Regions from separate parts of the Homo sapiens genome. Here all the other regions are linked to region 1. Evidence: chromatin loops called from intact Hi-C (ENCODE). Cell type or tissue: mammary epithelial cell. All regions are shown on one strand. Region 1 holds the start of UBE3D (ubiquitin protein ligase E3D). Region 2 holds the start of ME1 (malic enzyme 1). Region 3 overlaps DOP1A (DOP1 leucine zipper like protein A). Region 4 overlaps ME1 (malic enzyme 1). Region 5 overlaps ME1 (malic enzyme 1). Region 6 overlaps DOP1A (DOP1 leucine zipper like protein A). Region 7 overlaps PRSS35 (serine protease 35).

Evidence for each region. Hi-C counts contacts between places; a loop is a spot of excess contacts. Peaks named below come from ENCODE experiments on the same cell type or tissue, not always from the same donor. Only the 100,000 strongest peaks of a DNase experiment are listed, where the experiment ranks them.
Region 2: a loop joins it to region 1, with 12 times the contacts of the local background. A loop is called at or near these places in 10 of 110 quality-filtered maps.
Region 3: a loop joins it to region 1, with 9 times the contacts of the local background. A loop is called at or near these places in 18 of 110 quality-filtered maps.
Region 4: it touches region 1 in a loop (20-fold over the local background); 80 of 110 quality-filtered maps call a loop at or near these places.
Region 5: it touches region 1 in a loop (9-fold over the local background); 13 of 110 quality-filtered maps call a loop at or near these places.
Region 6: it touches region 1 in a loop (4-fold over the local background); 2 of 110 quality-filtered maps call a loop at or near these places.
Region 7: it touches region 1 in a loop (16-fold over the local background); 70 of 110 quality-filtered maps call a loop at or near these places.

Annotation. Positions count from the first base shown.
Region 1 is chr6:83,065,788-83,069,787 of GRCh38, reverse strand. It overlaps UBE3D (ubiquitin protein ligase E3D), which reads left to right and starts at 3,947. Exons shown (of 10, transcript NM_198920.3): 1 at 3,947-4,000. It overlaps DOP1A (DOP1 leucine zipper like protein A), which reads right to left and starts at 2,117. Exons shown (of 39, transcript NM_015018.4): 1 at 2,009-2,117. RefSeq lists a silencer at 1,619-1,888 and enhancers at 2,059-2,208, 2,239-2,308. In mammary epithelial cell, CTCF peaks have their summits at 2,217 (motif pointing left) and 3,882 (motif pointing right); DNase peaks (open chromatin) are centred at 2,127 and 3,947; H3K4me3 peaks cover 2,395 bases; H3K27ac peaks cover 2,127 bases.
Region 2 is chr6:83,429,278-83,433,277 of GRCh38, reverse strand. ME1 (malic enzyme 1) reads left to right here and starts at 2,227. Exons shown (of 14, transcript NM_002395.6): 1 at 2,227-2,401. The coding sequence starts at 2,324. RefSeq lists enhancers at 812-2,011, 1,954-2,123, 2,744-3,013 and a silencer at 2,334-2,523. In mammary epithelial cell, no CTCF peak of the experiment used is centred here; DNase peaks (open chromatin) are centred at 2,157 and 2,857; H3K4me3 peaks cover 2,054 bases; H3K27ac peaks cover 2,002 bases.
Region 3 is chr6:83,118,199-83,122,198 of GRCh38, reverse strand. It overlaps DOP1A (DOP1 leucine zipper like protein A), which reads right to left. Exons shown (of 39, transcript NM_015018.4): 8 at 3,212-3,311; 9 at 2,342-2,451; 10 at 1,408-1,516; 11 at 149-269. Among named protein-coding and RNA genes, the nearest start is that of DOP1A, 53 kb to the right of the region's middle. In mammary epithelial cell, no CTCF peak of the experiment used is centred here; a DNase peak (open chromatin) is centred at 2,088.
Region 4 is chr6:83,213,402-83,217,401 of GRCh38, reverse strand. It overlaps ME1 (malic enzyme 1), which reads left to right. Exons shown (of 14, transcript NM_002395.6): 13 at 806-904. Among named protein-coding and RNA genes, the nearest start is that of RWDD2A, 22 kb to the right of the region's middle. In mammary epithelial cell, a CTCF peak has its summit at 2,065 (motif pointing right); no DNase peak of the experiment used is centred here.
Region 5 is chr6:83,415,938-83,419,937 of GRCh38, reverse strand. The region is part of intron 1 of ME1 (malic enzyme 1); the gene reads left to right. Among named protein-coding and RNA genes, the nearest start is that of ME1, 13 kb to the left of the region's middle. In mammary epithelial cell, a CTCF peak has its summit at 1,859; no DNase peak of the experiment used is centred here.
Region 6 is chr6:83,166,348-83,170,347 of GRCh38, reverse strand. DOP1A (DOP1 leucine zipper like protein A) reads right to left here. Exons shown (of 39, transcript NM_015018.4): 39 at 1,877-2,486. The coding sequence ends at 2,181. It overlaps PGM3 (phosphoglucomutase 3), which reads left to right. Exons shown (of 13, transcript NM_015599.3): 12 at 1-43; 13 at 1,025-4,000. The coding sequence ends at 1,114. Among named protein-coding and RNA genes, the nearest start is that of PGM3, 25 kb to the left of the region's middle. In mammary epithelial cell, no CTCF peak of the experiment used is centred here; a DNase peak (open chromatin) is centred at 1,617.
Region 7 is chr6:83,513,191-83,517,190 of GRCh38, reverse strand. All of the region lies in intron 1 of PRSS35 (serine protease 35), which reads right to left. Among named protein-coding and RNA genes, the nearest start is that of PRSS35, 2.7 kb to the right of the region's middle. In mammary epithelial cell, a CTCF peak has its summit at 2,129 (motif pointing right); no DNase peak of the experiment used is centred here.

The sequences.
Region 1 (4,000 bases):
AATAAAATCAATAACTACACTCCACCATCAAATTCAAAACATGAATTATGGTTTTAAAAAAGTCAAAAAACCAGAAAGAATAAGATAAGTCTTCTGCCAATAATTAAAGCATTAAGACTCATGGGAACTTAAGTGTATCATTAATATTTTACTAAGAAAAATATAATTTTTTTTATACAAGTGAGTTGCCACTAGATCTTCATGCTCCAAAAAGTTTAAAATGACAGCCAAAAAATAAGCCTAATGCATGGACCTTTACAGTTGAAGAGGACTCAGCTTAAGTACAGCAGTTTTTAAATTTATATTCTATGTAATTATATTCTAAGAGTTGTTAACCATTTGGCCATGAGAAAATAGATCAGGTAAATTTGGGAATGCTAGGATAACCTTCTGGAGATTTACATGTATCAGCATAACAGTAAAGGTTTTGAAGAGTCCTGCCTTTATAAGCAAAAAAGTTAAACCTAGTTTAACCTAGTGTGCTCCCAAATTATTTGCCATTGAACACTGCTTTGGGGAAAGTAAGCCTATTAAATGGTTTTAGAACACTGTTCTGGGGGAAACATCAGTTTGGAAAACCCTGGTCTTTTCAAATTTCCTTAAACAATGACAAAACCGAAGCCTGGAGATCACACCTGGTTAGTAGCAGATTAAAGCACTTGAATCTAATCTCTTCATTCCCAGGCCAGAGCTCACTCCTTTACTTTAACTACAAAATAGGACTTCTTTGAATGTATACAAACATTTAACTGACAACACTTACCTTACATTTAAGATTTGGGTTATGGTGTCACATTTTCTGGTTTGTGTATTAAATCAGGTGTTTTTAGTTCCTTCAGCACTAGGTACCTAATAATCAAGCCCACGTGGAGATTTGCTACTGCTTAACAATTACAGAGAATGATTTAGTTATCAGTTGTGGCCGAAAGTAATCACTAAAATAAAGCATTTAGACTACTCGTGGTTTTAATTTACTCATAACTTCAGTCGGCCCACCTAAATCACTGTGTTATCTATCAGGTGGTGAGTTACTTAGCACATAATGCCGACGTATGTTATTCACTGTAGACCATATTAATACCCACAAACAAAATTAAAATGTGAGAACTTATGTCTGCATAGACAATGGCCAACAACATCAAAACAGATTTTTCTCTCTCTACAGTTCAGGGCCTATTTGTCAGGCAAACAGTTTCCTACATTTTTGGTAATTATCATTTTTTTTGACTGCTTTAGCTGGAGTCGAAGTCATTTTCCCAATCTTTACATTTCTCAAACGCCATAGAACTCTAAGATAGTGTAAAAATGTTCAAACACAATTTACTTAGCTTAAGAAAAATAGTTGTGTGCCATTCCCCGCCCCCCTCAGGGTACAGGAATGGAGGAGGCCCGAACAAGTGACTATTGTTATGTTGCAACTTTAAAAGGCTTAGGAATCAAAGGTGATAATTGTTAACAACACCCGTTTGACTCTTCTGACTTCCTCTTAATAAACTTCGGTACTCCTTTCTAAGCCCCACGGAGAACATGAACCATCGCGGGCCTACGTGTCTCCTCAATGCTAAAAGAACCCACCAGCCGAGAAGGCACAACGCCTCGATTCCTTCAACAAAGAGGGTACTCCGCACGCCTCCATCGCACAGGTGCGACCTCTGCCCCAGCCTTGCGCACCGCTCCGCCCCAGCAGGGGAGGCTCGGGACCTGTCCCCGGCTCCCCGGCCCCGCCTCCGGCCTCCCTCACCTGGGGCCGCCCTCGCGCCTCTGCCCGGCCCAGGCCCCGGCCCCAGCCCTGGCCCTCCAGTCCCCGCGCAGCTCCCGACTCCCCGTAAACCAGAGGGCGGCCGACCAGCTTCGCAGCTCCTGGCGGGGCCGGAGCGGCAACACCCCCGACGCCACAGCAGTCAGACTCGCAAGGCGTCCCCGCGGCTCAGGACCTAGCCGGGCCGAGAAGGATGCTCGGAGCCGGCTACCAGCCTAGCGGCCGCACTGGGGGCAGGGACGCTTTTACCTGCTGCTGGCTCGGCCGCTTCTCGCCGGCGCAGCTCTCCTGGCAACCACGGCAGCTACACCGAGACCGGGAGCCGAAGGGCCTAGTGACAGCTCCCAGAGTGCACCGTGCTCGCGCCCACGCCGGCGTCGACGTCTGAGGCCTTCGATCCCCGCCCCCGATCGGCTTCCTGCCTCCCGGCGCTAGCTGTTGCCACAGCGCCCTCAAGTGGACTGTCGCGGGAAGCGGCCATGGCTACCAATTTCAGGAGTGGCTAGAAAGGGGGTTAGCAGATGTTTTCATTTGAAGAGATAATAGGAACTGAAAACAGCTTTTAAATATTATTTGAATAGTTTCTCAATATTTCATATGAGTAACCTGCATCCCAGAGAGGTTAGGAGACTTGTGAAGTTAGGAGACAAGTAGTTGGTGTCAGATTTGGAACTATTTTGAGTCTAGAGCTCTATCAATCATATCTAGTTACTCCAAGGTAAATTGCACCGTTTTGCCAACACCATACCGTAAAAAAATGAAAGTTTTTACAAATACGTAACTAAATATATAAAAATCTTTTAAGCTAACAAAACAATTATAAAGAGTAAGTTGTGCTACGGAAGTTGTATATTTCAATATAATGTGTCAATATTTAAGCATTCAATAGCCTCGGGTACTAAAGGTGGAAGATATGAAGAGTTGAAATCATCATCCTTCAAATAGATGAATTATTTGAGACCAAATAATAGTAAACTTTATTTTTTTAAGTGAGTTGTTGCTTCCATCTATAACTTCAAATTATTGTGATAGATATAATAATTTGTGCATCAACATAATAAACTTTAATCACCCCAAATACTGATTTTAGAAAAATTGTCAAGCTATTATCTTAAAATATATGACAGGATTTATTTATTTAGAATTTATTTATGGTTTAGGCTGGGCATGGTGGCTCACACCTGTAATCTCAGCACTTTGGGAGGCCAAGGTGGGCGGATCTACCAAAAACAGAAAAATTAGCCGGGCATGGTGGCGCGTGCGCCTGTAATCCCAGCTACTCGGGAGGCTGAAGCAGGAGAATCGCTTGAACCCAGGAGGCAGAGGTTGCAGTGAGCCGAGATCGCGCCACTGCACTCCAGCCTTGGCGACAGAGCGAGACTCCGAAAAAAAATAAATAAATAAAAGCAGCTCCTTGTTTTTAAGAAGCCCTATTGTAATTCTACCCGGTCTTATATTTTAATAGTTCTTCATTATAAGTATTTACATTATACCAGGTTCTTTACTGTGTCAAACTTTTCAAAACTATCTTCTGGTAGTAAACTTCTCCAACTTCTCTTAGTTTTTACTTTTGTGAAAGTGAATAGTGGAGCTGTACATACGTAATCATTCTCATCTTCCTTTTTTACCCCCTAAAAAATGGTTAGTCCTGATAGACTTCAGCCACACTCTTCTGCATTAGGTAACAAAGAACTTCCTTATATTTTTGCACCTGTTTCAATTTTGGAGCTATCCTGTCTAAGTTGAGAAGCAATGGCAAGTCAATTCTTGAAAATTTTGTCGCTTTAGATAGAGGCTAACAAACGACCCTTGTTCATAAAGAGACCAAGATAAAGTGGGTTTGGGGCCGGGAATTCTGTTCTTGCATCTCCTGGGGACAAAGCCCACCTGTAACACTTGCCTCCATCATCTCCCTCCCTTCGAGCTAGCCAAAGGTGTGAACCCTGGGTCTGATTTTTATGGTCATTTCCAGGGATGCTAACGCGCCAAGTCACGCTCATAAGAAGCAGAGTGGGGCGATAGCTAGCCTCTCGCCGCCCACCTTTCTCAGCACTCTGGGCCAAAGCCTGGTTTTGAAAATGCGCGCCCCGCCCCGGCCTCCGGGGTCACGCGCCTTCTCGGTGGTGCACTCTCCGGCCGGCAGGTGGCGCTGTGAGCTGGTAGGCGGCGCCAGCCCTGCGATCTGGCACAGGCGCCTGCGCCGCAGCGGGGCTGCCGCTGGTTGGTCCGCACGTGGAACCT
Region 2 (4,000 bases), 360 kb before region 1:
GTCTCTTAATTTGTGAATGATACCCATTCTTAACATTACCAATTGCTTTCAGAGTGACAGTGCAACCACAGTTTGTTACAAGGCAAATTAAAGCAGTTTTTTTCTCTGCATCTGTTTTCCTACGTTTTTGGAAATAAAACCTAACCTTATGAGATTATTATTTAAAAAAGACTGAAAATTTTGATATTCTAGCTAACATTTATGTAGAAAAATAGGTTCTTTCTAGTATTCTTGGAACTACATATGAATGTACTAAATGGCTTCTTCAGCTAGGCCTTATCCTGTTTCATTCAAGATGACGGCGGTTATTTTAATAATTAAAATAAACATACAGATGAAAGATGTGAACTTTACCTACTACTGGCAGGATATTGTAATCCCCTTGTAATGTTGCCTTTGAGGGAGAGGCCATATACTCTTTGTGGGTTACTCCCTGTACTTATAACACTTTTCCTATCTGTAGATATTAAATCTCAGAAACAGGAACAGGTAGGTAGTATATCTAAATTCATGTAATAAGTACTTTATTATAATAAGGGTCTGTTGTACTAACATTTTTGTTTCTTCTTAAGCAGCTTGAATTGGCTCCCATGCCAGCTGTTAAACTGTTTCCTCTCACATAAAACACCCTAACTGTAATGTGTCTCAGTTAATTCAGGAGAGTGAGTTGTGTAAAGTACACCTTTTTCTTAGATGTTGTAGGATTGAGTATTTATGGAGTATAGAATTAACAATGAAAGGTGTCATTTAACTTCAAGGATTTTTTTCAAAAAGAACTTTGTGATGCCTAGAAAATATTCTCTATAAAAACAACGAATTCTAGATAATTCAGGCGAGGTCAAAGAAGCTTCTAAATGTAAATACGGACAAAATACAATTACTGTAAGAAATCTTTCTGATAAGGCAAAGTTAACATAACTAGAAATGAAAACACTGTGATTGGATGTGTGTCTAGTATATGGAGATATAAAATCAGCAAATAATCTCAAACACTATCCTTTGTAATATCAGTATGCAGAGACAAATGGGACAGAAACTAGCAATCCTATTTAACTGAAAAGGAAACTGGGGCACAGAAGGCTTTAGTGTCTGTTGCTATTAATTTATTTTTATCAGACAGGCACTCCTTTTGGCTATGATCTGACTATTCCTCCAGTCCATGAACCTCCAAGCATAAATATCAATAAAACAATAAAAAAATGGCCCGGCGCGGTGGCTCACACCTATAATCCCAGCACTTTGGAAGGCGGAGGCGGGCGGATCACCTGAGGTTGGGAGGAAGGCCTGAAAGACTGCTTACTCATCATTATTCAGAGAGAGCAGTGGTTCTTGAACATCAGGTTTCTAGAACTCCCAGAGAAATAATATACAAGATAAACAGGACTGTTCATTGGGCCTTTGCACCCTAACACCTTGACTCTTATCTTATTGACATTCAAATACAATTCCGGTGGAAAATCTGTAGAAACTGACAGGTGTGGCGCCTGAGCTCTCCTCTCTGGGCTTCCTCCCAGTTCCCTTGGGCCTCGGCATTCTGGGTCAAGGTTGGTTCCCTCCGGCCTCAGGGCCCCGGGCATGGCCGGCATCCTGGATGGCACGGCGAAGGTTGTGGATCTGTAGAAAGAGGGCTTCCAAGACGCTAACAAGACAGGAGAGACGAGTCTGATTCTCCTCAGCCTGTCGAGGTGTTCTGTCAACAGTTCTGGGGACCCCTCACGAGTCCTTCCGTCCTGTAATCCCCCTAGGTGTCTGAGCGACCGCCGGCTCTGCCTGAACCGCTCAGGTTCGCACCTTCTGGCATCTTCTCGCACTTTCTCCAGCCTTCCCGGGCAGGGGGATCCTGGCCTGACGCTCCCCGCTCCCTGCCCCCGCCCTGGGTCTCTGGGGTCAGCAGAGCCACCCAGTGCACTGCGTTTAGGCATGCCCACATGGAGAGAGGCGACCACAGCGGTGATCATAAGCCCATGGTGGGCAGAGGCCCTATGGAGCCAAGGGCTCCGGCCGCCACCCCCGCTCCGCCACCAGCAGCGCTGCCAGGACTCGCTCTTCCTCCTCCTCCTCACACGCCGGCTCGGATGATCTCCTGCCATGACTCAGCGCTTCTCGCAGGCTGCCCTGCTGGGGACACCGGCTTCGCTCGGGCCCCTCCCGACGCGTCCACCCCCTCTCGCCACCCACGCCCGCCCCCAGCCGCTGGGCCTTTCCCAGTGCGGCCGCCGCCGCCACAGCTGCAGTCAGCACCGTCACCCCAGCAGCATCCGCCGCCTGCACCGCGCGTGCGGCCCGCCCCGGCCTGACCCCGCCGCCGAACCCGGCGCCAGCCATGGAGCCCGAAGCCCCCCGTCGCCGCCACACCCATCAGCGCGGCTACCTGCTGACACGGAACCCTCACCTCAACAAGGTAAACCCGCAGGCCCACCTGGCCGCCCATCGGCCCCTCTCTATCAGGGTCAGGGCCCTCTTGCAGGTCCCCGCACCATGGCCTCGCCCCTCCGCCGCTCCCCTGGGAAGGTTCCCGGTGAGCGGCCGCGGCCTGGGGGGCCTTGGTGTGGGCAGAAGGAAGAAGGACGCCTAATCGGGTCCGTATCCACTAGAGTGATGGCAGGGCAGTGCTGGTGCCTCTGCACCTCGGCATCCCATGTTAGGGATAGAGGTAAAGGTAAAGGTTAGTGATAGAGGAAAAGGTGATACTTTTCGGCAGCTCTTCTCCAAAAACAAGAGCCCAGACAATGAAAGTAGTATCAGACAAAGTGTGTGAATGGAGTGCCAGGTCAGACTCCATGTGCCACTCACTTACTGGTTGCACACACAGTGTGGCAATTATTGGAAGTTGATAAGGCGAGAAGTGGCTCAACTGGTCCTGCCCAGACAGAAACGTGTACTGAGTGCCTTCAGATCACGTTAGCAATCTGGAAATCCAAGTCCTCTCGGTTTCTGGAGTGACACGGTTAAGAGTCTGGGAATGCGTGGTGGGTGGCCTCTGTCTTGGACACTTTGCATGGCTTGGTAGAAGAACTCTGTCCCAGACATGGGACTGTGGGTAAAGCCATTTCTTTTCTTTCTTTCTTTTGTTTTGTTTTGTTTTGTTTTGTTTTTAATTTGGCTTTCTGGAAGTTAAAAAAAAATTTTGTTTAGAGCTGCTCTCTTTTTATTAAAGGGGAATTCAGTGTACACCCTGTTCAGAGACTCCTTTTCGGATCCTGGTAACATTTCATTTTCCTTCACTGGTGATGCAATATAAGCACTCGGGATGTCTCTCAAATAAAAAATACCTCCGAATTTATCATTTTGCTTCCACACTTATTTTACAGCCAGGTTTGTCTCGGGATTGTTCCTTTTGTGTGTGTGTGTGCGTGCGCTTTGGACATTTCCTATTTATTCAGGAGTCTGAAAATGCCATCAGTCAGCACAGAGGTTTGTTTAGTTATTTTGGTTGTCTCTTTGGTGGACTGCATTTCACATTAAGAACAGAAGCTCAGCTTTTTCCTTGTCGTGTTCCTGATGATTTGTTGATCATATTAATGACTTAAAGACATGATTTATTTAACAAGTTATAGTCAGTGTGAGTGATTTTTTTTGTGTGTGTGGTGACAGGCACCTTTTACAAATCTATGACTGTGTGCTATCTGCCGTCATGTAGCATTATTAAATTGTAAATAATTCCAACTTATTTCTTTCTTTAAAATAAATTTAATTGCTAGTTTGATTGTTTTTTCTTTTCTTTTATTATTCTGCAGGTTTGCCACCTATTTTCAGTAGAACAAAAGTAAAATTTGATGTGACAAAACTATTTGTGACTTGTATGTGTCACCTGCCTACTGTAATTTATGACCAAGTTGTGGGTTGACACTTAAGAAGGACCACATGAGTTGTATAACCTGTTTGATTTTCCTCAAGTTGGGGGCAAGAGTGTCTATTAAGAGTATGTAGATGGCATGAGCAATCCCTGAGCAAGAGTAATTATTGCCTTTACTATGCTTACATCAAGAATTTATTATTA
Region 3 (4,000 bases), 52 kb before region 1:
ATTAAATCAGCTTTACTAGTATTAAATCAGCTTTACTTATTAGAACACAAACTTCATAGAGTAGGATCCCAAGTTATTACACTTCAAGTTTATATTAAGTGAATACATATTATGTCTTCATGTCACATTTAATTTTTTGATAATCCACCTGCTTAACTGAGCATGATCCTTGCTGAAGGGTGGTTCAGTTTGAAGATCCAACTCTGCTTTGCATTGAGAATATAATGTTCTAAACACTTCAATCAGGACATCTTCTAGAATTACAGGTCCTAAAATTAATATTCAAATTAAAGACAGTAATTAATCAGCATGAGCAAATCATGCTTATCTGAAAATTGGCCCAATGAAACAATGTTTTAAAAACAAGTATTTTTAAAATAGTATTTCTTCAGAAGCTAAGCTAAATTCACACTTCTTTGAGAAGGTAATATAAGATATTACATAACTGAACAAATATTTAAAGTGCAGGTTGACACAATAGAAATTACAGAATCAGAGAAATTGGTTTTGCCAGTTAATAGTTCTGTTACATTAGACAAGTTATTTAACTTCTTTGAGCTTTAGTTTCCTCATCCAGAATGAGGATAATACCAAAATTTACAGGACTGTTAAGGGTTAGAAAAAATATTTGTAAGATGGGTAGCATAGTTTCTAGAATATAATAAGTATTCAACAAAAGCTACTTGTAATTACTGCTATTAATTTAAATAATACTAAAATGCATAAGGCTAAATTTTCTTGCTATTACAGATTTCCTTAAAAAAATTCCTGAGCTTCATCTGTTACCATAACAGCTAAAACACCTCTCAAGACCATTTATATAATTCAAGTTATTCTTATATTTTAAATTTTTCATGTTTAAAAAATGGTGAGAAGACACCTGCTAAAACATCTGTATATAATTTGAAGAAATTACATACTTTATGATTTCATTTTATTGCTGTAAATATTTATGTTTTTTACTAATTTCTGTCTCAAGTGCCATAATATATAAGAAATATACAATGGATAAAGAGAGAACATGCAAAATAAAGGGAATGTGGAGAAGAAAGCTGAGGGATATAACTCAAATATTTTCCTCAAGTCCTTGGATTCTGTGAACTATAAATTGCTCATGATGGATTAATGTTTTAATTTCAGTAATACAATCAGGATTAAGAGAAGCTTAGATAGCATCTTTAAAGGGATTCTTCTGCTACATACATACCACAAGACAGATACATAATAACGTATCAGGTGGATGAATACCTGTATCTTAACTTTGTAGAGTGAACTTTAAGAAATTGTTGAGAACTTATATTTAAAGGCCACCTCAAAATATAACAATTTCCCTGATGACTCTTTTTATTTTCTTATTAACACAAAAGTACCACACATGACCTTATGCCCTAGGACAGTATACATTACCTAGCTCAGGTTTGTCCAGTAAACTGATTAAAATGCGAAAAGGCTTTAGATCCTGCATTAGAGTGTTCTCTTCTCCAAATCCATTCACTTGTAAGATTCCCACCATTGCCTTTAAAAAAGGAAAGTACACTGGTCATTTAAGTAAACATATTCAAATATTTTTTCCTTAAGAAAAAGTATTTTTAAATGCAACCATATATAACGGAGACTTATACCCACTATTGCTTTTCTGAAGCCTTTTCACCAACCTTGGCCTTCTTACTCTGCTAGGAAAAAAATATTATTTATCTATCTTGAGAAAAAAAGTGTCTAAATTTTCTTTAGACATAGTGGAATATCAAAGAAAATTTAGAAAAATATATTCATGAGCTGAGTGTTTTCCCTACAGATGAATTTCTATTTAAGATCATTCTTCTCAGAACTATGCCACATTATCATGGCAGTGTCTGCTATTAGGCAATTATTTTCCCGTTAGTGACTTAACAACTATATTCTTATAACCTCACTCATTTAAAAATGCTTCAGATACCATGTATTTTCTTCTATTTCAAATATCTTAAATAAATATAATTGAATTAAAAATAATATGAAATAAACTTCTCCAGAGCTTCACAGGAAATAGCACAGGTCCTGACTCATTTTTGGAAAAGCTCCAACTTCCATTGAGCAGACAGGTGAGAAGCTACAACTATGTTTTAATAAAGTAATGAAAACAACAAAGTAAGAGAAAAAAAGTCTTTTGTCTTACATGGTAGTCTAACATATGATTATCATTTTACAGGAATTTTCTTGTTATAAAAATTCTTGGGAAGTTTGTAAGTCTTGTCTCCACCCCTTCAACTGTGAATTCAATTAAGGCAAGACCTCGTCTTACACTTTTTCACTACCTCTAGTGGTCAGTAAGTAACCAAAGAATAATAAAAGTATTCATTACCTGGACTAATAATTCTTTTGAAAAGGTAGTGAAATAGTAAGTGGCATGTTCTTCAGGATTACTGTGTCTTGTGCTTCTGGGTCCTATGATAGCACCGTTGTTATCAAAACCTCCATGGAAACAAATCACAAAATTACTTAAAATGGAATTCTCAAAACTGTTGTTCACTAAATACCAAAACAGCAAAATCTCAGAACAGCACTAAACACTTACCAATTAGTAGCCCATTCAATGTCAGCAAGAGAGATCATTTTAGATAGTTTAATAAAGGGAAACCAATTCAATACATAAGTATCATAGTATTCTTCCAGAATTATCCTTTTTATTTTTTGGCCAATTTTACTAACAGTGAAATAACTGAATACTCAGAACATCCACAATAAGTTATATTATGTCCCCTCACTCTAGGCAGTAAAGAGTTGTGAAGACAGACAAAACACACAAAAAGCATGGACGACCAAAGTGTACATATGTATTACTGCCTGAGTGGGACACTGTATGATGTGTAAGACAATGGTACTAGTCCTGATTCCTTTGATGAATTCAAAGTTTTGGACAGTATTTTGATTATTAGCTCATCCTTCTTTGCCTACTAACTTATATACAACCATCTCAATTTGTAAGGGGAAAAACATCTTGTTAAGGACAAGGGAACATGACTTTATGAATTCAAATAGACTCTTCAAATATAAAGCTGCTGAAATTTCTTCATACAATACACAACTAATACTGTTTATATTTTTATTGTCCATTTACACAAGAGATTTTAGTTTTTAAATTCAGGACATACATACAACTTGGTAATACTTATACATGACAAATCTCCCTCCATTTTTTCCCCAATCATGACCACAGACATCAAATACCTACCAAGAAGCCATGCATAAAGTCTTCGATTCAGAGACATATCCCTCCTTAGCACTACATGAAGGGCTGCTGACAAGATCCTGATCATATCCGGTCGAGTGGCCTGAAAGAGTTAGGAATATGGTTGTACTTAGCAATATACAATATATATTATTTTTTTCCTCTTTAAAAAATGCCCTGAAATATGCTTAGAATATTAGGGTGTATGGAGTACTTTCATGGATTATTTCAAACACAGGATATTACTTCCATTTTACAGATTAGGAAACAGGAAGAAAGTTAGGTAACATGGCTATTTAGCTGCATAACTGAAACTATAACTTAATTATTTTAACTTACAGTTTAAAGTTCTTTGTCTATATAATAAAAGCAAATTCTGACATAAAACAAATAAAATGAAGCAAGATGGGACAGACACAAGAAAATGATATGCCATTAGTCTTTCACATTTATAACGTTGTCAACTGACTATAAACTCCTGAGAAGGTTACTATCTTCATCCACTCTTTATTCTTTTTAAAAATTTTTATCTTGTAGTATTTTAAACATATCAAAAAATACAGAAAACAAAATAATAAACCGTTTTCTACCAATCATCCAGCTTTAACAATCTTAATTTTTCTCTCATTTTGTTCCATTTCTTTTTAAGAGAAATAATTTTTTTCTTTTTTCCCAATATCCTTAATTCAACGTTTAAAAAAATGATTAAAGGAGATCTGGGTTTTAGCTAAAAGAGGTAAATTTATAAAAATCAAAATAGAAGAAAAGCAACTAACTTGCTATTAATTTTAA
Region 4 (4,000 bases), 150 kb before region 1:
ATTAAGATATACTGAAAAATAAGTATTTGATTATTTAAAATGTTACAAAAGAGGAAGGTTTCCTACTCCCTCTCTGCATCCACATTTTCATGGAACAAAGGCCTAGGTATAAGCTGATTTAGATTTGCCCCCATCTAGAAATTTAATCAAAGTCTTAGAGCTGGAGAGAACATCAGGGTTACTGAGTCTCCCTCTCTGCCTTAGGGTTCAATACAAAATTTAACACTGTTTGATTTGGAACTAGGGAATGGTTTGGGGACAGTAAATGTTGAGGCTAATTAGGTGATTTAGATAATCCAGAGTCTGTGTAAAATTAAAATCCTATTTGTAGTGAGACTCTGAACTAGCTTTCTCAGCCTTTTGCTCTACCTCCTGCACAAGAATATGACTCAGAGCTGGGAGTAATGGCATGCTTAGCCTTGGATAGCTGTCCTCCTCTGCTTTCAGGATCCATTTTCATTACTCTATCATCTTCCTCTTTCTTTCTTTTCTTTTCCCTTGTTCCCCTAATGTATCAATTGGAAAGTATCTAGCATTTCATGGTACAATAGAAAAGGAAGTGGACTAAAAGGAAACCTAGATTCTATTCCCATCTTTTTCACCAATTATGTGATCTCAACCACCACCACACCACTCTGGGCTTATTTCTTTGTTGATAGAAGTGGGGATGAAATTAGGTAATCATATTAATGTCACTGGTTTTTGTATAGACCATTATATGTAACCGTTCACTTAGTTATTGGCGTACCCACCACATTGTATCGTGTGAAGTATAAACACTTTTTTTCTTTCTTTTTTTCATAAGGTTATAGCTCAGCAAGTGTCAGATAAACACTTGGAAGAGGGTCGGCTTTATCCTCCTTTGAATACCATTAGAGATGTTTCTCTGAAAATTGCAGAAAAGGTAAAACCACTCTTGTTCAAGCTTCATTATTTTTCCTTCCTTTTCTTGCTAAATATGCATTTTTAAATATTAAAAATCTGCTTCCTTGAAATGTATATCTGTATCAACTTACTATGTCAGAAGTCAGAGAAATGAGGCACACTGACACTGTAGAGCTTAGGAGCTACATTTGCTTCTCAGAGAAGAATGGAAGTATTGGGCCGAATAATTAATTTCCCTCTCTATCGTTCTTTTTTTCTCCTAAAATTTAAATAATTCATTAGGGCTTCCTGTCAGCCAGATTTCTCCCATTTCACCTTTTTAAAGTTGTTCTTTTCTATATCACATTAGTGATAATTAACCAAAATATTACAGATATGTTAGAGTAACATTTAGACCTTGAACCACCTTCCATATCCATGTCACTATGATGTGTGGCATCATAAATGACAGATCACAACTGATAATACTGGGCGGAAGGCAAAATAAAGAGGTCAAAGAACTTGAAAGCTGTTTGGGTGGCAGATGAGCTACTGAAGGAGTTAGCCAAGAAGAACCCAAAGGCAGAGAAATTTTCTGTAACTAAACTGGAAGATAAGTGGACTTTTTTTGCAGTGTAATTGTATTAGTTTTCTTGGGCTGGGATAACTACATACCACGGTTATGTAGTAACTGTTTTTAAATATTCAAGCCACAGACTGTGTGGCTTAAACAACAGAAAACTATTTTCCCATAATTCTGGGAGCTAGAAGTCTAAGATAAAGATGTTTGCAGGTTTGGTTTCCTCTGAGGCCTCTCTCCTTGGCTGGCAGATGGCTGCCCTCTTTCTGTGTCCCCATATGGCCTTTTCTCTGTGTGTGTACACGCTTGTGTGTCCAAATTTCCTCTTCTCTTAAGGACACCTATCAAATTGGATTATAGACCATTCTAACCGTCTCATTTTAACTTAATTATCTCCTTAAAGGCCTATTTCTAAATACACTCACATTCTGAGGTACTAGTGGTTAGGGCTTCAACACTGAATTTGGGGTGGGAGGAACACAGTTTAGCCATGACAGTAGTTATATGTTTAAATTGGGGTTTCTCTACTTCAGCGTTGTGGACATTTTGGGTCAATAACCATCATGCGGCTGTCCCAGGCATTGTACAATCTTCAGCAGCATTCCTGGCCTCTGCCCACTAGATGTCAGTAGCATCTGCTCAGTTGTATCAACCAAAGCTGTTTCCAGACATTGTCAAGTATCCCCTTGGGGGCCAAATTGCTCCAGATTGAAAATCACTAGCTTAAGCTATTAGCAAGTTATCTAAACAACACCATTTAAGAGTCACATATCATTATTTATCTCGTTGACTGAAGGCAGTCTCTTAAAAAAAGAAGTAATTCTCTAAAAACCTTTACATAATAATCTGCTTGGTTATCTATGAAAAAGTATGTTCATATATTCTACTAATATGTATCTGCTAGTTTTTAAGTAGTTTAAACTATTAATATACTGAATAGCATATTATCATTTTAAGTTCATTTTGGAGATTTAAATGAAAAAGAGTTAGCTTATGATTAGAGGGGAAAAAAAGCAGGGGACAGCAGGGGAGTGCCAAAAGATTCAGATATCACACCTAGAATAATGGAAGAATACAGAGTGCATACACAGAAATTGAGAAACTAGAACAAAGAACCAACTTCAGAGAGGGAGATCATGTAAGTGGACTGCAAGTTTGAGGTATCAATGGCACATTCAAATGTACCATTTTATCAAGTAGATAGAAATGACTGAAACTTAAAGAGAGGCTAGATAAAAGACCTGGGCATCTTCTGCATGTGGTAACTGGTGAATATCTAGGAGTGGGTGAGGTTGCCAAGAAAGCAAGTATAGAAAGGAAATAAAAATGAGAATAGAATATAGTTTATTATTCTGTCTAGAAGACAGAAGAAAGATGCCAGTTAAGAAGAGAAGTGGTCAGGATTTTAAGAGACTCCAAACTGAGCAGCATGTCAATAATTAGGAAAGAGACAATTTCAGAATGGGAGTGGAAATTGTGACCAACACAGCCAAATCCTGGAGAGAAAAACAGATGCAGACTTTTATTTGGTACTTAACAAGTTATCAGAGACTTTTACAAAAGAAATTTCAAGATGTACAGGAGGTTCAGAAGGCAGAGAATTAGGAAAGCAATAAAATATAAGCCACTCTGTCAGAGAGTTTGGCATTGACAGGACAGAGAGAGTGAAGATTTCATTGGGAGAAGGGATTATTTCTATGGTATAACTGGGAGCAGAAAGAGGAGATGAATTTCCACATAGTCTATGTCAGTAATGAAACAATGTGTTTTATTATAAAATTAACATAGCCATCTTAAGTAGGCATGAGGGATCTTTTTGGGGTGATGGAAATATTCTAAAACTGAATGTGGTAATATTGTTGCACAGCTCAGTAAATTTACAAAAATAATTTAGTTGTACACTTAAAATGCTTGAATTTTGTGTGAATTATATCTCAATAAATCTGTTTAAAAAGTAATACTACCATATTATGGGCACTTTGGAAAACAAATAGAGAAAAGGAAAATAACCAATATCCTATTTTTCTAATATAAGTATTATTTTTTTTCCTGTGTTTGTTTTGAGTCTTTCGTTTGTTTATTTTCTAACATTATTATAATTATGAAATATACATATTGTTTCCTGCTTTTTCATAGACATTTCATAATACAGCACAGTATTCATAACCTTAATTGTTCATAAATGCATAGTTTTACATTGAGATGAGATAATCATTCTGATATTCTTTGAAATCAGACTTATCAAAATAAGTCAGTCATATAAATATTGTTTTAAGAACTGATGTGAATTCGGCTGGGCACGGTGGCTCACACCTGTAATCCCAGCACTTCGGGAGGCCAAGGCAGGTGGATCACCTCAGGTCAGGAGTTTGAGACCAGACTGGCCAACATGGCGAAACCCCTTCTCTTCTAAAAAAGTACAGAAATTAGCCGGGTGTGGTGGCAGGAGCCTGTTAACCCTTGGGAGGCTGAGGCAGGAGAATCGCTTGTTTTTTTGTTGTTGTTGTTTTTTGTTTTGTTTTGTTTCGTTTTTGAGATGGAGTTTTGCTCTTGTTG
Region 5 (4,000 bases), 350 kb before region 1:
TTGTTCAGTACTCTGTCATATGGTCACATATAACTACAGGGGAGTCAGGAAATGTCTTTTATTTAATGCATTGCCACCCCAAATAATATTAGGATTCTGTTCCTGGAAAGGAAGAGGGAAATAGATGTTGTCGTAGGCAATTAGCAGTCTCTACCATAGCCAGAGCTGCCAGAAGCAAAAGGAATGAGATTTAATAAATGAAAATATTAAATATGAATGTAATATTCTTGAAAATTGAGGTGAATGGTTCTTAATATTTTAAAAATAGTCTTATAGATTCGCTTTATAAAAATAAGATATAATAATGTGAAAAGTATGTCTGCCACTTCTGTGTCTGGGCTAGCTGGTTCCCCTCCCTAAAGGCAACCACTGTTGCCAGTGACCAGTGTTTTCATTATATACTAGAGATATTGTATGAAGTATTTTTTAAAGTTAATTTTCATAAGTTAAAATGTTATTGATACAGGACATGAATCAGATATGCCCTTAGTGTGGTAGATAGGAGATAATGTTATAAAGAAAAATGTTTCAGGTGGGAGTATGTATGTGAATTTTATAGAGACACCGAAAACAGATTAAGAATCATGATATCAGGTTGAGCCATCTATGATTTGCCTGGTAGTCTGAAACTAGTTCTGAAGCATTGTTCTACCCACCACCTTTTGTTTTTTTAAAATCTGAGCTAGCCTTAGTATGTGGATTCCTTAATACGGTGAGTGATAAACATGCGGGTTGGCTATTGCTAAACTCACAACATTTTTATGAAATGGAATAACTAGTCAGGAAAGGTACTGGGGCTTCCCATACTTAGGATAATGTTTGAAACTTCTTACCTGGTTAACTAGGACTTGCCCACTCAGGTTCGTACCTTTCTTTCTAGTGCTCATCTTTTATCATTTCTCACAGTTGGTGCAGTTTCCTTCCCTACGCTTTCCCTGAGAAGCCAAGCTTTTCTGCATTAGGGGTTATATACATGCTGTTTCTTCTCTACCTACCCCCAACTTTTCACCTGGTCAACTGCTACTCTTTCTAGTCATCCTTCAGATTGCATTTTGACATTACTCCTCAGTGAACTATTTCTCTAACTGTCTAAATTAAGTTCTTCCTTTTCTTTTCCCTGTACTTATCACAATTGTTATAGTTATTTGTGTAGCTTTTCATATAATATCCTGTTAAGCTCTTTATATTGTAAGCCTAATGAGACTATGGATCATACCTGACAAGCCACTGTTTCGTTGGGGTAGTTCCTGTATGCATTGTAAGCATTCACTCAATGATATCTGTGAGTGTGATGATTAATTTTATCTGTCAACTTGCTTAAGCCACAGGGTGCACAGACATTTGTTCAAACATTACTCTTGTAACTCTTGTAGTGTCAGTGAGAGTGTTTCTGGATAAGATGAACATTTGAACTGAGTAAAGCAGATTGCCCTCCCTAATGTGGGTGGGCCTCATCCAATCAGTTAAAGGACGAAAAAGCTGAGTAAGAGGGAACTTCTCCTGCCTGACTGTCCTGAAGCTGGGACATCAAATTTTTCCTGCCCTTGGACTCAAACTAAAATGTGGGCTCTTCCTGGGTCTTGAACCTCCTGGCTTTCAGACTGGATCTACACCATTACCATTGGCTCTCTTGGGTCTCTAGCTTGCTGGCAGCAGGTCTTTGGACTTGTCAGCCTCCATAATCATGTGAGCCAATTATACTATTTCTCTCATAATAAATCTCTTCATATATATAAAGGTTCAGTTTCTTAGGAAAACTGACCAATACAGCGAGCTTCACAACCGCCCATAAAGTAACTGTAAAAGCAGAGAGAAAACATTTCTGCAAATCTCCACAGTGGATCTGAAGCAAGAAAGCCATCTTGTGGTGTTTCTGGGAATATCATGTCTGAGGTATATATCCCTTAAGAAACTGAAACAGTCCTCTGCAACAGTTTTCAACATATTTTGTGCCAAAGGCACAAAAGTTGGAAAGTTGATGAAGTCTGTGGTCTCCTTAAATCAATGATTTTAAATAAACAGTATACATAATATTACAAAGGAAACCACTTGTAATTAAATATAGGTATCAAAATATTAACAAATATATTTACAAGTGTGTATTGTAAGATATATTCCTCTTTATTGAAGACTCATATAGCAAGATAATATATTTAAATATGGGCAATTTAAAGTAAAGTTTTATTTTTTAAAGAGATCAATATCAAGGTTGTCTGCATGACTGGCCTGTGTGCCTGTTCATGTTATTAAAAAAAGTTGGGCCTGGCGTTGTAGCTCATGCCTGTAATCCCAGTACTTTGGGAGGCCAAGGCGGGTGGATCACAAGGTCAAGAGATCGAGACCATCCTGGCCAACATGGTGAAACCCCGTCTCTACTAAAAATACAAAAATTAGCTGTGCATGGTGGCACGCGCCTGTAGTCCCACCTGCTTAGGAGGCTGAGGCAGGAGAATGGCTTGAACCTGGGTGGCGGAGGTTGCAATGATCCGAGATCACGCCACTTCACTCTAGCCTGGGCGACAAAGTGAGACTCCGTCTCAAAACAACAACAACAACAACAACAACAAAAAACAACAAAAAAAACATGTTAGTTAGGCACAGTGGCTCCTGTAATCCCAGCACTTTGGGAGGCCAAGGGAGGAAGACTGCTTGAGGACAAAGGACAGGAATTTGAGATCAATCAGGGCAACATAGTGAGACCCTGTCTCAAAAAAAAATTTTTTTTCCAGATGTGGTGGTGTATGCGTATAGTTCCAGCTACTCAAGAAGCTAAGGCAAGAGGATTGCTTGAGCCCAGGAATTCGAGGCTGCAGTGAGCTATGATTATACTACCGCACTCTATCCTGGGCAACAGACTGTCTCTAAACAAAGCAAAACAAAGCAAAACAAAACCTTATTGCAGATCTAAAGCTACAGTAATTTCAAAGTAATGAAGAACATGAATGTTATTTCCAGATACATGCCACAGATGTAACATGGCATAAAAATAATTGTTATTTCTATTATGACAAAGACACAGAAACTACTTTTTTTTTTTTTTTTTTAGACAAATCTCACTCTGTCACCCAGCCTGGAGTGCAGTGGCATGATCTTGACTCACTGCAGCTTTGACTTCCCGGGCCAAAGACATCCTACCACCTCTGCCTCCCAAGTAGCTGGGACTACAGGTGCATGCCACCACACCCAGCTAATTTTTTTCTACTTTTTTTTTGTAGAGATGGGGATCTCACTATGTTGCCCAGGCTGGTCTCGCACTCCTGAGCTCAAGCGATCCTCCTGCCTTGGCCTCCCAAACTGCTGGGATTAGAGGCGTGAGTCACTGTGCCTGGCCAGGAACTACTATTATGTCTCTTGTTTATTTCATTTAAAATGGAAGGAAATACTAAATCTCATAGAGTTTGTGAAAAAGATGTCCAAGTTCAGGCCTCCTTAATTACTCATCCATACCTTGAGGATCTGTGATTAGGTCTGTGAATTTTAAGTTAAAAGCCTCTGATAGGGGGCTAAATTGGTTCTTCACCAGAAGCACTGACCTTGGTCTCTGAAAACTGATTCTTAAACTCAGAGGCTTTCAGACAATACTGAAATGTGAAGAATAAAAGTCAATATTCATGTAGCATGTGCATATTAGTGACTTTATTTTAAAACTTTGTACCATAAGCATTTATATAACACTTTATAATTTACGTAGGATGCAAAAACACCTGGTCTCATTTTTTTCTTCCCAACAACCCAGTGAAACACACATAACATGTACTATGTGTTCAGTAAATAGTTGATTAGTCTTATTTAGCAGATGCAATAATTGAGGCAAATCTCCATTTAACCCTTAACACCTTAAATATTTGCTCAAAATCAAGTGTTAAATAATATCTACTTGTGACTCAAACTTGACAAATGGTATACCCTTTAGTCTTATGTTGCTATTCAGTCATATTTGTTGGTGAAGTGTGCATCTAAATTTCTAGTGTATGGCTTATTACAATCTATTAAATACCAA
Region 6 (4,000 bases), 100 kb before region 1:
TACAGAAGATGTCGTCCGAGTATATGCAGAAGCAGACTCACAAGTAAGCTGGGATAGTTCTATTGAAAAAGAGCCTAATATTAGGTGATGGGCAGGCAAACTATTTTAATGGTTTTTAGAATCTCACTATGATGATTAAGGCTTTATTTTGTTGAGCCTTTTAGGTTCACATTAAGACTACAAAATTATTTTCACCAGCAGTAATTATACAATTTAACAAAATTAGACCCACTTAGTTTATTTCCCCAAATATTTTTGACTTATTCTAGACTTCCTGAAAGTGTCATATTTTTAACCATGGCAGGAATAACTAATAAATACTTAGTTTATGCACTATAAGGTAGATGATCCTTTTCTCTTCTTTTAAAAATATACTCTTGTGACATGAAAACAACCAGCTTTGTAGTTCATTTCTAAGTCAACTGATAGCATTCTGGACTCTTGATTTGTTTTTCAAAATATTTCCTTTAAATGACAGCCTTACTCTGTGCCTGTTTCCCTGACAGGGGTCAAGACTTGTGGTCTGGATTTTTATTATTTGGCCTCTTCACATACTCCTTAAAGTGTGTGCAAAGCCAGGGCAAAGTACAGTGAGTGCGCTGAATAGGGAATCAGGAGGAGACATTTGGCAGCTTTCCTGCAGAAGCTTAAGCCATCTCAGAGTCTAATGAATATCCATGATGGATGAGGAGATGGCAACAGAGGCATTAGTACTTACTTACTGTTAGGCCAATTGTGGATTAAAGTTTTATTGAATTTTTTCAGTTGTGGAATGATAGCTATTTTTATAATCTGAATTGATTAAAAACTTACCTTATTTAGAAGAATTTGGTCTGTTTTCCGTTTATTTAAGGGCTTTGGAATTTGTTACTGAAAGATGAAAAAAGGTTTTCATTAGAATTTGTTAGTGAAACAAAATCAAGAATCACCCCTCTCTTCCCCAGAGTTCCAAGTAACATGGTCTTGCCCATGTTAGACACATGCTATGTCTTTCTCATCTAATCTCTTTTAATGTAATTTGCAGGAAAGTGCAGATCACCTTGCACATGAAGTGAGCTTGGCAGTATTTCAGCTGGCTGGAGGAATTGGAGAAAGGCCCCAACCAGGTTTCTGAAGATAATTTTCATATTCCTGAGAAACTGGACTTTTTACAAGTCTTTACAAAACTGTCAATAATAATGGCAGTACTAAGAGATTTATAATCATAATGTTTACAATGCAGCCTACTGGATTGTCTCTAGATCTGTTTTTCTTAAACACTAACAGAATAATTCTTTATAAATAGGTAAGCCTTACACTTGTTAAAGAAATTTACCTCTAATTTCAGTCTCACTAATGTAAAATACTGGGACTTAAGTATACAATTCAGTCACTAACTGTACAGTTTTATGTGGGGAACAATTCATGCAGGCTACTGGAAAATTAAATCTTATTACCAACTCCTTGTGATATCTTTGCCATCACCATCACATGAGCAAGATGATGTTTTGCAGCATTCCCCATTGCTGATACAAATGGAGAGGGCAGAGAAGACTTTATACAACCAGTTTTTCCATTGCAGAGTCTTAAGAAAGATTATTAGATGACTTACCTATATGACTAATGCCATCAGGAACTCAGAGGTATGAATAGGGGGTTGTCCATCCCTCTTCCATACTGAGGTGGAGATGCTCATGCAATACTTTTAAGGATGCATGGTCCAGCCTTCAGTTATTCTTCACTGCTCTTGGTGAAGGTATGTGGGAGAAAAACTAATTATAATACGTTTCCCAGCCTCTGATGGAGAAGGAACACCATTCTGATACCAGAACATGGTTAATAAGGAAAAGAGAAAAATCCCCAACCAATCTTAATTGAACCAAGTCTGAAACCAATGGAAAAAAAAAATGGGTAGTGTATATTTTGCAGGTTTAAGACAACTCAGGACAATAAAAACAATGGACTTTACATGTGTATATATATAGCTCTCTTAGGCACCATAATCAGTATGAGCCAACAATATTTAAACTTGATTCAGGCCACATTCAGACATTTGCTCTTATATACAAATATTTAAATTAAATACAATCTGAAATGTGTTCTGTTACATACAAAAAAGGAAAAACTATACAACGCAGAGCAGTGTGTGTGTTTTAAATAATTACATTTACATGTAAGCTAAATGGAACCAGCAATGGTGCTCAAGTTTTTATCATCCCTTCCAGAAAATCTTTTTCTACCATCTCTTCTATTTTTTGCCTGGCTTTGCTGGAACATGGTTTGTGGTTCTCCAGTTTCATGTCCTTATTAGGGAAGGCATTTGAGTAGAGGATAGGACTCCCTGAGTGTCCTCCACATCGGCTTGTGACTTTGCTGTTGAAGACTTGACTGAGCACATTGAAGAACGGCAGGAGCTGCTCCATACTGCGCACGGTGCAGATGGTGAGCAGCAAGTGCCCTGGCTCCCAACCCAATGTTCTCCCTGAGTTGTCTTCCTCTGGATTTTTCTGCAGAAAACAAAAAGTGAACTGGTATTAATACAACAGACAATGTGGTATGTTAGAAAAATTAAAAATATATAAACTTTGGCAATTGGTCAAGAAATGAATACAAATGACATTAAGTTTCTAACTCCTGACCTGATCAAAACCCTTGGTGCTTCTGAGACCTTTTACTGCCATTTATTAGTTTTACATGGAGCAGTCTAACATTGTAGTAATAGTTCCCAACTAGAATGCGCAGATAAGCTTAGTTAACAGAAATAGCTTTGAACAGGAATAGAGTCAAACATAAAAGTTTTATGTTGTGCTTTGTATTTACTCAAAAAGCTCCCAGGTTTCTGAACCCTCACTACTGTAACCAAGGACTAGGTCACAAAATTACTACAGAAAAAAGGAACAAAGTGCTTTATACATTTCATAATATATCCCCTTTTATTATAATTAGTTAATTCCCTTTTATCTAAATGGCCTAAATTTGCCATGATGGTAGCAGTGTCCAAAGTGAATAATTACTGTCAGTACTGCATCACAGAGAAAGGAAGGGATCCCTCAGGAGACACTGCTGTCTCCTTCTGGGTTGTGCTAAACAACATAGGGAGGAAAGCTGGACCTGGAGTCAAAGGAATTGAGTTAGTGTGCTGGCTCTGCCATACTTACGGCACCCTTGGGCAGGATATACAAAGGTTCCTCACTTATAAAATGGGACAGTCTAAAACTACCTTTTAGTAGAGAAGTCAAATGAGAAGGTATGTGAAAACTCTGTCAACTAAATATAAAGACTAATAATTTGGGTATTAAGAGGCTAGTTTGAGAAGCCACCTGAATTACACAAACACAGCTACAGACATCATTCTGTCTAGAGAAAGATAAGAGAGAACAGGTTGGTTGAACTTGGGCAGAATCACAGATACAATTCCACACTAAAGAATGAAAATAAGCAATGAACTAGACAGAAGGAAGAAATCATGAAGACTTAGGAAGCAGAATTACAATCTGTCATATTAACAAATGGAGTTTGCCTTCTAAGATCAGATGTTGCTCAGAAACTTTCATTGTTTACCTAATAATTTAATATCACTAGTTTCCTAGTGGGTCAAGCAGATGCAAAATCCAGCTTATTTTCTTCTATGTGCTCTCAAGCTTATTGCTTATTTTAAAGTAAAATCCTGAAAAAGGAAAATATTAGGTTGGTGCAAACGTAATTGCGGTTTTTGCATTGTTGAAATTTGCCGTTTTATATTGGAGTACATTCTTAAATAAATGTGGTTATGTTATACATCATTTTAAGCATATTTCTCACTTTTTTTTTGCTAATGACTTATTGCTGTTTATATTTATTTTAGACTATGGAAATGATGTTAGACAAAAATCAAATTTAGCGATTTTCTGAGTTCAAAATAGGTTATAAAGCAGCAGAGACAACACACAACATCAACAATGCATTTGGCCCAGGAACTGCTAATGAACATACAGTGCCGTGATGGCTCAAGAAGTTTTGCAAAGGAGACTAGAGCCTTGAA
Region 7 (4,000 bases), 450 kb before region 1:
TAGACATTATTTCCCACATTTATTAGATAGAGATAATATTTGAGAATATTTTTGTGAGAAACTAATATGATAAGCACAATGCCCAGAGCACAGTAAGCACTCCACAAAGATTAAAGCCAATGTTTTTCATATCAAACAGGGGGAGCCAACACTCAGGTAGATATTTACAAGGTATTTCATACATCTCTAACTGCCTCATTGTGGTATGCCAAATATCCTCATCCCCAGGACCTGTGAATATTTCCCACACACAAGAAAAGAGACTTTACAAATACGATTACATTAAGGATTTTAAGGTGAAGTGGTTATTCTGGGTTATCCAGGTGGGTCCAATGCAATCATAGGGGCTCATATAAGAAGGAGGCAGACGGGTTAAGAGTGGGAAGAGCTGATAGATGTAAGCGGAGGCCAGAGCAATGCAGGATCATGAGCTGAGGAATATGAGTGGCCTCTAGATGCTGAAAAAGGTAAGGAAAATTATTTCCTAGAACTTCCAGAAGGAGGAACATAAATGAAAATGTGTTGTTTTAAGAAAAATATGAAGAAATATAATTTAAAACTAAAAACAGAAGATCACAATACAACTTCAGATTTCTTTTTTTTTTTTTTTTTTTTGAGACGCAGTCTCTCTCAGTCGCCCAGGCTAGAGTGCAATGGCGTGATCTCGGCTCACTGCAAGCTCCGCCTCCCAGGTTCACGCCATTCTTCAGCCTCAGCCTCCCCAGTAGCTGGGACTACAGGCGCCCGCCACCATGCCCGGCTAATTTTTTTTGTATTTTTAGTAGAGATGGGGTGTCACCGTGTTGGCCAGGATGGTCTCGATCTCCTGACCTCGTGATCCGCCCATCTCGGCCTCCCAAAGTGCTGGGATTACAGGCGTGAGCCACCGTGCCCAGCCAAAACTTTAGATTTCTGATCTCCAGATGCATAAGATAATAAATTTGTGTTGTTTTAAACCACTGAGTTTTCGGTAATTTGTTACAGCAGCAGTAGGAAACTGCTACACTTACAAAGGTGAGAATCGAGTTTTTACAACAGTCTGCCTGACTGTTTAGAAAGAAAGTAGTAGTAGGGAGTGGCGGAGGCTGTGGCTCACACCTGTAATCCCAGCAGTTTGGGAGGCCTAGGTGGGCGGATCACTTGAGGTGAGGAGTTCCAGACCAGCCTGGCCAACGTGGTGAAACCCCGTCTCTGCTAAAAATACAAAAATTAGCCAGGCATGCTGTTGTGTACCTGTAATCCCAGCTACTGGGGAGGCTGAGGCAGGAGAATCCCCTGAACCGGGAGGCAGAGGTTGCAGTGAGGTGAGATCACGCCATTGCACTCCAGCCTGGGCAACAGAGCGAGACTCCGTCAAAAAAAAGAAAAGAGAAGTAGTAGTAGTAGGGAGTGATTAAAAAGTAGAAAAGGGCCGGGCGCGGTGCCTCACACCTGTAATCCTAGCACTTTGGGAGGCTGGGATGGGAGGATCACTTGAGTCCAGGAGTTTGAGAGTAGCCTGGGCAACATAGGGAGACCCTGTCTCTACAAGTGTGGTGGCGCATGCCTGTGGTCCCAGCTACTCTGGGCTGAGTTGGGAGGATCACCTAAGCTGGGAGGTGGACGCTGCAGTGAGCTGTGATTGTGTCACTACACTCCAGCCTGGACAACTAGAATGAGACAGGGCAACCCTGTCTCAAAGCAAACAAACAAAAACAGTAGAAAAGAATGTTTCCTTCTGGGACTTAAAATATAAATGAAAATGTGTTATTTTAAGAAATAATATACAGAAATGCAATTTTAAAACTAAAAACAGAAGATCACGATAAAACTTCATAGTGGTAGGATGCAATATTGCTAGAGGAAAAACAAGAATTAGAACAGGATAGATAAATTTGTCTATTCAACAAATGCATACCACCTGCTAACTCCGCCATGCATTTCGAAGCCTTTATTTTAAAGAATCTCTCTGATAGTCCTTAACTGTTGAGTTGGACTAGAACATTTCTAAGATTTCTTCCAGCTTTAAAGTTCTAGAGTAAACCACAAATGAGAAAACACAAGTAATTTACTCATCAATGCTTCTCAGGAAGGTTCAATTCCTAGTCATCCAGGGAAGAACTTGCCTGTTATCCATGTTGCTACCACTAGATGGCAAAATTAGCCTGGTGATGGCAAATCTAACGCAGGTATTTAAAATGTTTACACTTACTCAGCTGTGAAATAGATTTTATTTTAAAAGCATGTAAGATTCAGCAGGGGCAAAACTTTTAACTGGCTAATAATATACTAAATGGCTGTGACATAGGGAGACATATGAAATTTATTATATTTAGAAAACCCACCTACCTACAGGCCACAGAGCCCATCCTGATGAACTGAGGGCTGATAATGCTGTCTACAGTCAGACAATTTTCTGGCAGATAGTTTTTCAAAAACAGTTGTAGTGCCAGCACACTTCCAGCATGACCTACAGCACTGTTAACTAGTCCCCCAAATGTGCCACAATTTATTTCAATGCTAAGGAAAATCTTGAACCTGCCAAATATTTCACGTTTATCAAATACTTTATAATCCATTACTAAAGGATAAGCTCTCCACTGATTCTAGGCTGAGAATAAATGGCAAGAAAGTTCATTGACAGTGGGCCAATTTCTATTCAAAATATCATACCATAGCACTATTTTCAAGTTTAGTTTCATAAATGGAGACCAAAAAAATGTCTGCTTAAAAAGTTTGGCAGTACTTGAGGGAAAGGAAGATGGTAAAGTTACACAGTTGATTATTTTACAGTAACCCACAACTTCTGTTTCTCATCACAATAAAAAACAAAACCTCCCTTTGTTTGGGGGCTATTTTTCCATGACCTGTACATCTCAATTTGTGCAATCCTATGGATAAATCAAATTTTGGGTGAATGACATTAAAGGAACCCCAAGAGGACTCTTTCATATGCTGCCTTATGAAGTGCACAGCATATAGCTCTAGACTTATCTGTATTTTTCAAGTTGGCCTTTGAGAGCAAAGAATATCTATAAATAGGTATGCTACTTTTCAGGTTTTAAAGCATCTATGGTCACAATGTTTTTAGCTAACCCACATCAGTTTTACCTATACGAAGCTTAACGTTTTTTAGTTATAAAATAATAGCTTGCATACTACTAACTTAACTTTACTGTTTCCTAACCTCTCCATCTCAGATTTCTCATCTGCAAAGTTACCTCAGTGCTAAGGTAAAGTAGCTCTATCCTCCCAAATTCTGAGTCTGATCCTACTGTTAAAATGCAATATGCTTGTTTGATATTTGAGCATTGGGCAGAGGAAAATCATTTACCCAATGGAGAAAATTAACTCACACTAGCAATTGCTTATTTTAACATCTAATGAACACATACTGTATGCCAAGTATATGCTAAACAGTCTCACATTTTAAAACGTGAAAAAGCTTCTTAAAAGCATGCAGTTTTCCCAGCTATCTGGAAGAAAAATGGGGTACAGTATCCACATCTACCACTTCCCTCACTAAAGGAACTCCTCTAATATTTCCTAATAAAAATAAAATTCCATATGATACTTGGCCTCTACCTTCAAGCCTACATGTCTTATTTGGCAGGGATTTTAACATTCTCTCTTCTAAATTATAAACCAGATTCTAAGTATAATTCTCCAGCCAGCAAAATATGACTTTTATAATCCTCTGTGGAGACAAATGTACTTCGGATAAAATAAGAATGAATTTCAGAAGTCAGAAGGGTTAATAAGGGGTGAAAGCCCCCTAGACACAGCAAGCAGCTTCTTTTCAAATCAAGGACAGTGTAAAAATGTCAGAGCAATCAAGCGGGAGTGTTTCTACAACTTTTTAAAAAACCTTTTATTATAGAAAATTTCAAGACTACACAAAAGCACAGAGAAAAGTATTAAGTTGAGAGAAAAGTACAACCCCCATGTGCACATCACCAGCTTCAACTATTGTCAATATTTTGCCAATGTTTCATCCACCATCACCACCCCACACACTTTT